Regions from separate parts of the Homo sapiens genome. Here region 1 is linked to region 2. A link is a contact called in ENCODE Hi-C or POLR2A ChIA-PET data. All regions are on one chromosome and are shown on one strand. The core of a region is the stretch at or near the end of the contact, and the rest is flanking DNA. Distances in the headings are between cores, read along the strand shown. Region 1 holds the start of NEBL-AS1 (NEBL antisense RNA 1). Region 2 has its middle 96 kb from the start of NEBL-AS1.

Evidence for each region. Hi-C counts contacts between places; a loop is a spot of excess contacts on that map. ChIA-PET counts read pairs that join two places held with the same protein, here RNA polymerase II (POLR2A). Pooled maps may share reads with other maps.
Region 1: a map of MCF 10A shows a loop between it and region 2 (15-fold over the local background). The contact joins the promoter of NEBL-AS1 here to the enhancer-like site in region 2. A Hi-C loop is called at or near these places in 10 of 168 maps with a recorded cell type or tissue (Caco-2, Calu3, K562 and 6 more) and 3 of 50 pooled maps. POLR2A ChIA-PET finds 5 or more read pairs at or near these places in 2 of 52 experiments (HCT116 and MCF 10A).

Annotation. Positions count from the first base shown.
Region 1 is chr10:21,172,550-21,175,819 of GRCh38, forward strand. NEBL-AS1 (NEBL antisense RNA 1) reads left to right here and starts at 1,441. Exons shown (of 2, transcript NR_046283.1): 1 at 1,441-1,558; 2 at 1,933-2,374. It also overlaps a transcript of NEBL not described here. RefSeq lists an enhancer at 1,020-1,910.
Region 2 is chr10:21,076,267-21,080,016 of GRCh38, forward strand. It overlaps a transcript of NEBL not described here. Among named protein-coding and RNA genes, the nearest start is that of NEBL-AS1, 96 kb to the right of the region's middle. Within about 2 kb of position 1,632, at least 2 of the 41 ENCODE cell types and tissues checked have a DNase peak (open chromatin) inside an H3K27ac peak, as active enhancers do.

The DNA.
Region 1 (3,270 bases), core at 191-2,690, 96 kb after region 2:
GCTTTTTAGTGCATCACAGTCCCTGTAGCTGAAAATATTACAACAAAAAGAGTGTAGGGAACTGGGGATGTGTTTACCTACTTTCAGCTAAGTAAATAAAGCAGGCAGCTCTGAAAATGGAGTCTTAAAGGAAAACCCACCGCAATACACAGACGCACCATGGACGAACTGTCAAGGTTCTGTCGAAACAGCACTTCTTTGAGCAGCCAGAAACGATTTCTGAGCTCGGTTAATGAAGAAACGGGGCCCAGAGAGTGGCTTCGAAACCAAAAGGAATCCAGTTCAAAGTGTCTAAATGCAGGGTTTGTAGGATCTCAATAAATATGTGTTCACCCGAAGTCAGGCAAGCTGAGGGGGCTGCACGAGAGCTATGTAAGTACCCCTACACCTGACCAGCTTCCACTAAAATGCTGGACCTCGGACTCTGCCCGGGATGACTGTCAGGATGGCAGCTTGTTCTAAGGAAGCATTTGTATCTTCAGACGCAAATTTCCCCAGAACGCCCCTGGCTGGTTTCAACTGTCAGTCACTCCGGATCGCTCCTGGGTGTCTCTCTCCCGGGCTGTTCATCTCCGTCCCTGCCCGGGAAGGGCAGGGGGCAGGGCTGGAGGGGCCCGGCTACAGAACTACTTCCCCTGGAATTCCCCACCCGGTGGATTAGACACCCGTGGGTCCGGCTTGCCGCGCTGAGCCGGAGCTCTCCAGCAGGGATTATTCTTAGCAATGCGGCAGCGGCCGCCCCATGACATATTAATTACTATTTGCCTCTCCCCCTCGCCGCGGTCACAGGAGGCGCTGCGGGTGGGCGGTGAGGTGGGATCGCGGGCGGATCTGTGGGGCGGGGGGCGGGGGTATTGTGGAACACGAGTGGAGGTGGAGGGGGCGCGGCTCGCCGAAGTGCCCCCCTGGGTGCCCAGCCTGGTCCCTCCGGGGTCCGGGGCTGCGCACCGCCGTGCGCCCTCCGCAGAGGCTCTGCCGATGTCGCACCGCCCCGCACCGCGACAAAAGCCCTTCCCGGTTCCAACATCACAATCGCCAAGCGTGGTCTCTGACACTCCCGCTGGCGTCTTCGTTCGCGCGCCCTCCCCCCGTGCCAAGGCACACGCACACGCACCGACCCACTCATTGCTTTCCATCCCAGGTGCCAAAACTTCTCGAAGCAGGTGCAGCCCCTCGCCCGGCAGGTCCAGGCTGGCCCGGCGCCCCCTCGCTCACCTTATCCAGGCAGTTGACTTTCTCGGTGGGATACACGACTTTTCCGCAACGGGCGCACTGGGGGTTCATGATCGCGGTTCCCGGGGGCGGCGGCGGCGGCGGCTGCTGGCTCCCAGGAGCCGCTGTGACATCCCCCGGCGAGCCCCGCACCGCCTCCTGGCAGGCGGGAGGGCTGCGGGCGGCGGGCGCCGGGTAGGGAGTCGGCGCCGGGCCACGGGTGAGTGCACGGGGAGGGCGACGGGGCCTGGCGCCTGGGGCCGGCCGCGCTCTCGGGCTCGCAGGCGCTGGGTCTCGGCTCCGGCTCCGGCTCCGCGCCGCTGGCTCTGCGTCGCTCGCACTCCAGGTACGGGTGACTCACACAGTCACTCGCGCCCGCCCCTCGCGCTCACTCGCTCCCCCGCCTCGCCGCCGCCGCCGCGCAGGCCAAACCCACCGGCGCGCCCGGACCGAAGTGGCAGGGAACGTGCACGTCGGGCACCCTGGGAGGGAGGGCGCAGCGGGGGAGGGGGCGGGCAGAGACCCGGAAAGCTCCGCAGACCGCCGTGGGTGCGACTGTGCGGCCTGGGGAGTGAGCCTCGCGCCACCGCCGCTGCAGGCCGGGGAGCCCAGGTGGGCGGCGGCTGGGGAGGGAGGGATCCAGGCGGGGGAGGTGACAAACACCGGTGGGGAGAGTGCTCAAACCCGCGTACTCCCTTCCCTCCCTCTTCTCTTCCCCAGCCGGGGGCACCCTCATCCCAGGCTGACTGACGTCCCTGGCACCCAAATGTCGCGGGGAGTGCGGGGCCAGGGTGCGCCCTCCCTCCTCCTCCAGCCAGTGAAACCCGGGACAGCGGCACCCAGCCCCAGGGCGGAGGCCGTCTCTGCTGCGCGCAGCGACGCACCCAGGCCCAAGGGCCGGGAGATCCGCGGGGAACCCGGAGACCTGCGTCCCAGAGGGGCCGAGGGTTGCACCGCGCCCGCTCCCACGGGCCTCTTCCGAGAGGACGCTTCTCCCTCGTGTCCGCGGGAAGTCCTCGGATCCTGGATGAGAAAGAGCCTTCTCTCACCGGCTCCCAGACCCCGCGCTTTTTAATACCTGTCCTTGCAGAGCGACTGGTCATTTTAGGCCCGAGTCGAGCCTCTCTTGATTAATAAATGAATATGGCTCGTTTTGTTTTAAGTGTGCGTGGATGTATACGTTGTATTGTTTTGCAATTCAACACCGCAAAGATCTGGGAAAAGTTCTTCACCTGCATTAAGGAAAGCAATTACAAACTCGTAGTCCAAACCAGAAGAGCCAGAAAATCAAGTAGAAGGCTCAGGGTAGGATGAAACCAAAGGGAACAGGAATCGTTTCTTCCTTTTAATAAGATGTCAGGTTATTGGACTCACTTGATGAGAGGCAGCAAAATGAATCGAACACAGCCTGGGTTCAAAGCCTGACCCCGCCATCTAATGATGTGACCTTCTGCAAATTCTTAGTCGCTCTATGCCTCAATTCTTTAATCTACAAAATGGGAATAAGGACGCAGCTACCGAACAGCTTCTACTCTCCTGCTGTGAGGATTAAATGAGTCAGCAGTTCCGAACTGCTTCAATCGGCCTGGCTCAAGGGAAGCTCCACGGAAGAGTCAGCTAGGATTATTATAAATTGGTTATAACAAAGAAGCGAACACATTCCGTTGCTAGCGCACAGATTAAGACTCAATAATGCCACATACCAACTGCCACTGCTCTGACAAATATTTCTGTCATTTCAAAAAAATATCATGGCTGCAGCTTTTCATGACAAAAGAAAACCATTGGTTTCTGGGCCTCTTAAACAGCTGCACTGATGGACATATTCATAATAATGCTGTACTGTTTGACTTTCCAGAAGATGTAACTTCTTTAAAGGATTCACCAAATTCAACAGCCCCTGAGCCACTCACTCACTGCCATGTTCACAAGTCCACCTCAAAAGCAAATAAAATGAGAATTTGCTGTCAGAGAGGATCAGCTGTCTTTTAAAAATATTTCAGAGCTCATTAGAAATGTATGACGAGGGGAAAAAAAGTATGTGATCGCCTGAAAGGC
Region 2 (3,750 bases), core at 382-2,881:
ACCCCATCTCTACTAAAAATACAAAAAAATTAGCCAGGCATGGTGGTGCACACCTGTAATCCCAGCTACTCAGAAGGCTGAGGCAGGAGAATCGCTTGAACCTGAGAGGCAGAGGTTGCAGTGAGCCGAGATCGTGCCACTGCACTCCAGTCTGGGCAACAGAGAGAGACTCAGTTTCAAAAAAAAAAAAAAAAAAAAAAAAAAAAAAGAATTACCACACAACCCAACAATTCTACTTGTGGGCATATAACCAAAAAAAAACTAAAGTGGGAACTCAAGCAAATATTTATACATCCATGGTCATAGCAGCGTTGACCACAACAGATAAAAGGCAGAAGCAACCCACGTGTCCATCAATGAATGAATCAGAAAACAGAATGTGATATACACATATGATCAGCTACTATTCAACCTTAAAAAGGAAAGAAATTCTGATGCATACTACAACATGGATGAAACTTGAGGACATTATAATTGAAATCAGCCAGTCACAAAAGGACAAATACTTATATGAGCCCACTTATATTTGGCCCTAGAGTAGTCAAATTCATAGAGACAGAAACTAGGCAAAGGACTTGAATGGATATTTCTCCAAAGAAGATAGACAAATGGCCAGAGACAGAAAGTAAGATGACGGAGGGGGAAATGGGGGGTTAGTGTTTCATGGATGTGGAGTTTCAGTTGGGGAAGACGAAAAAGTTCTAGAAACATACATTTGCACAAAAATGTGAATATACATACTGCCACTGAACTGTCCACTTAAAAATTGTTAAAATGGTAACCTTTATGTTACGTATATCTTACCACAATTTAAAAATATGTTTAAAAATAGCCACCCAAGTCCAGAAATGACCTACAATATAATATTATACTCAAAATTAAGGTAAGTTATTGGGGTCTATCTTGGTTTTTATTCTGAACAGTACTTAAAACTCATGCTTAATCTACTTTTCTTCAAAAAAAATAAAAAATCAAAGGAATTGGGGGAAGAAAAGCTTTGTTCCTCACTCCCTTATATTTATTATGGAGCAAGGTACATTTTAAATTGCTTTTGCTGGCCGGGCGCAGTGGCTCACGCCTGTAATCCCAGCACTTTGGAAGGCTGAAGCGGGTGGGTCACAAGGTCAGGAGATAGAGACCATCCTGGCTAACAACATGGTGAAACCCCATCTCTACTAAAAGTACAAAAAATTAGCCAGGCATGGTGGCAGGTGCCTGTAGTCCCAGCTACTCGGGAGGCTGAGGCAGGAGAATGGCGTGAACCTGGGAGGTGGAGCTTGCAGTGAGCCGAGATGGCACCACTGCACTCCAGCCTGGGCGACAGAGCAAGACTTCATCTCAAAAAAAATAAAAATAAAAATAAATAAATAAATAAATAAATTGCTTTTGTTATTTGTCATTTTTGTAGTTAGAATTCAGCTGATGGTCTGTTGGTTCCTGATATCTTTTTCCCTTCTTCATTTTCTGTCCTCCCTTCCATCTCATTCATAAATCCCCTAGCACTTGCCCCTACCTCCCACACACCTAGGAAGTGGGAGGAAATCTCTCTACCCTGGGGTCAACATTGTCAGGCACAGCAGAACTGATAGACCTTTCAACAGCCCGAGCTATGGGCTTCCCACACTATTCATGACCACGAGAAAGTACTTTAGCTCTTAGAAAAGCAACACTACAAGAGCCACCATATCAAGTCCGATGGATACTGCAGAGCTGGCTGTCACAGGGACACTGAGACACCTTCCAGAGCACGGATTGACTCTCAATACCAGATTATTCTGAAAGCTGGGTTGTGTGCAGAATGGACGGGAGGAGGAGATTGGAAGATGGAAATGCATTCTATGGGGGATCGAAAATAAAAATAATGGGGAAAGCAACAATCAAAGCTGGAAGCTTACCTCAAATTAGTCCTAAAATGAACACAGCAGCATGAGTACAAAATAGACTCTTTCTAATGACAAACAAATGGACCAGAATGAAATGGATTTTTCTGTATCCTAAAAATCTTGGTATTTTGTGTTATTTACAAGGTGTTTAACAGCCAGTAGAATGTATTCTTTTTAAAGTAATAAGCCTTTCAAATTATTACAACGAACACTTTTATGATCAGAAAAAGAAATACTCTAAATAAAAAACAAAAAGGTTACAGACTGTAATAATATAAATGGTTTCCTCTCCTAAATAGAGTCGTGTATGTTGTCTATGCTGTTTGCCATCGTGTACAGTATTTGTCATCCTGAGTTTCACTCCTGGTTAATACACTTTGGAAATCTTCTTGAATCCCAACACACACAGCCCCCATCCCTCAGTTTTTATAAATGACCTGTATACACGTATGCAGAGGTATCTACTCCTATGACCTGCTCATTTGAGTGGGACTTTAAAGGTTTTGATTGTTTAATAAAGAAAAATCATGTATCCAAGCTCTACAACATGCCAGAAGAAGGTATGTCTACAAGATCATTCTCTCTATATCCACCCTAGGAAAATATACTTGATCTTATTTTTAGAAAGAAAAAGAGTAAGAGACAGAGATATTTGGGCAAAGCACTAGAAGTTGCAGTCTTAGTGTTTCAACTTGCTTATTAGCTGGCTGCCACTTGGTGGCACTGTTGATTCCAGTTTGCTCCCAGATCCAGGGGATGAGTGTATCCACTGATCCAACCTTAATAAGCACGTGCGGCTCCTGCCCCATGAAGAACTTCATTAAGCCCTGACAGCCTTTATAGAAACATCAGAATGTCTGTATTTCTACCACCTCCAGATCTAAATGACAAATGGCACAGCAAATGCCCTCCTCTTAGGACTTTCCCTAGCTTTTCCTCCAAAGGAGATATCCAACCTTTCCTTCCAGGTGTCTGTCTCAGCCTCTCTCTCTCGGAAACCTTCTCTATTAACTATAGCCAGAGCCTCCCATGGGACATGGCAAATCTGGGAAAGTGTCCTGGGTGCATCCTGGTGGAGGGGATAACAGGGCAAGACCAGAAAAAGAAAGAAAATGAGGAGGTGAAGAGGCAGTAGTACCACCATCTTGAGATTTTAAAAAAATACAAGATAAAATGCAGGGAGCACAAATCTTTGGTAGGCTCTCATTTCTGTGATTTATTTGGCAGGTGCTTTCATCTAAACCTCCCAGCACACCTGTGTGAGGACCTTGTTTTGGAAGTGAGAAAACTCAGGCTCACAGGGCTTAAGTAACTTGCTCAAGAGTGGGCACACAGAATTTGTGGATCCAGGACTGGAGCTTCAACCTTTTCTCCAAGTTGGCAACACCACACAGCCTTCAGAGGGCTTTATAAAAATAGGGCTCCCAGTATAAACATAGGGAGGCTCAACAACTTCTCACCCAAATAGAAGGACAAAAGTGGGCAGCTTCCCTCTCAATAAGATCTATGGTTCTCATCTTCACCTATCTGCCCCGTAAACACACAGATTGAGCTGCATATTCCTTTATTTATTTTTCCTCCTTTGAGATGGCCAAGGCTGTTAATTTTCAAAAGATCGCAGTTATAGAAACATTTGGAGGAAGGACGTGCACAGACATATAAGATCATTATTTGTTCTTTGTACTCTGCCCCACCACCCAAGGTAGCTCCACCTCTGTCCTACATTGAACTCTCCTTTTTCATATAATAAAAGAAAATCACTAGAAGCCTTGAACAATGACCAATATAGAATCCTCAGAGAGGGGCGGAGTATAGATACTGTATATCAATAAGTCTTACGCTATTGCTTTGAACAGCATGTATTATG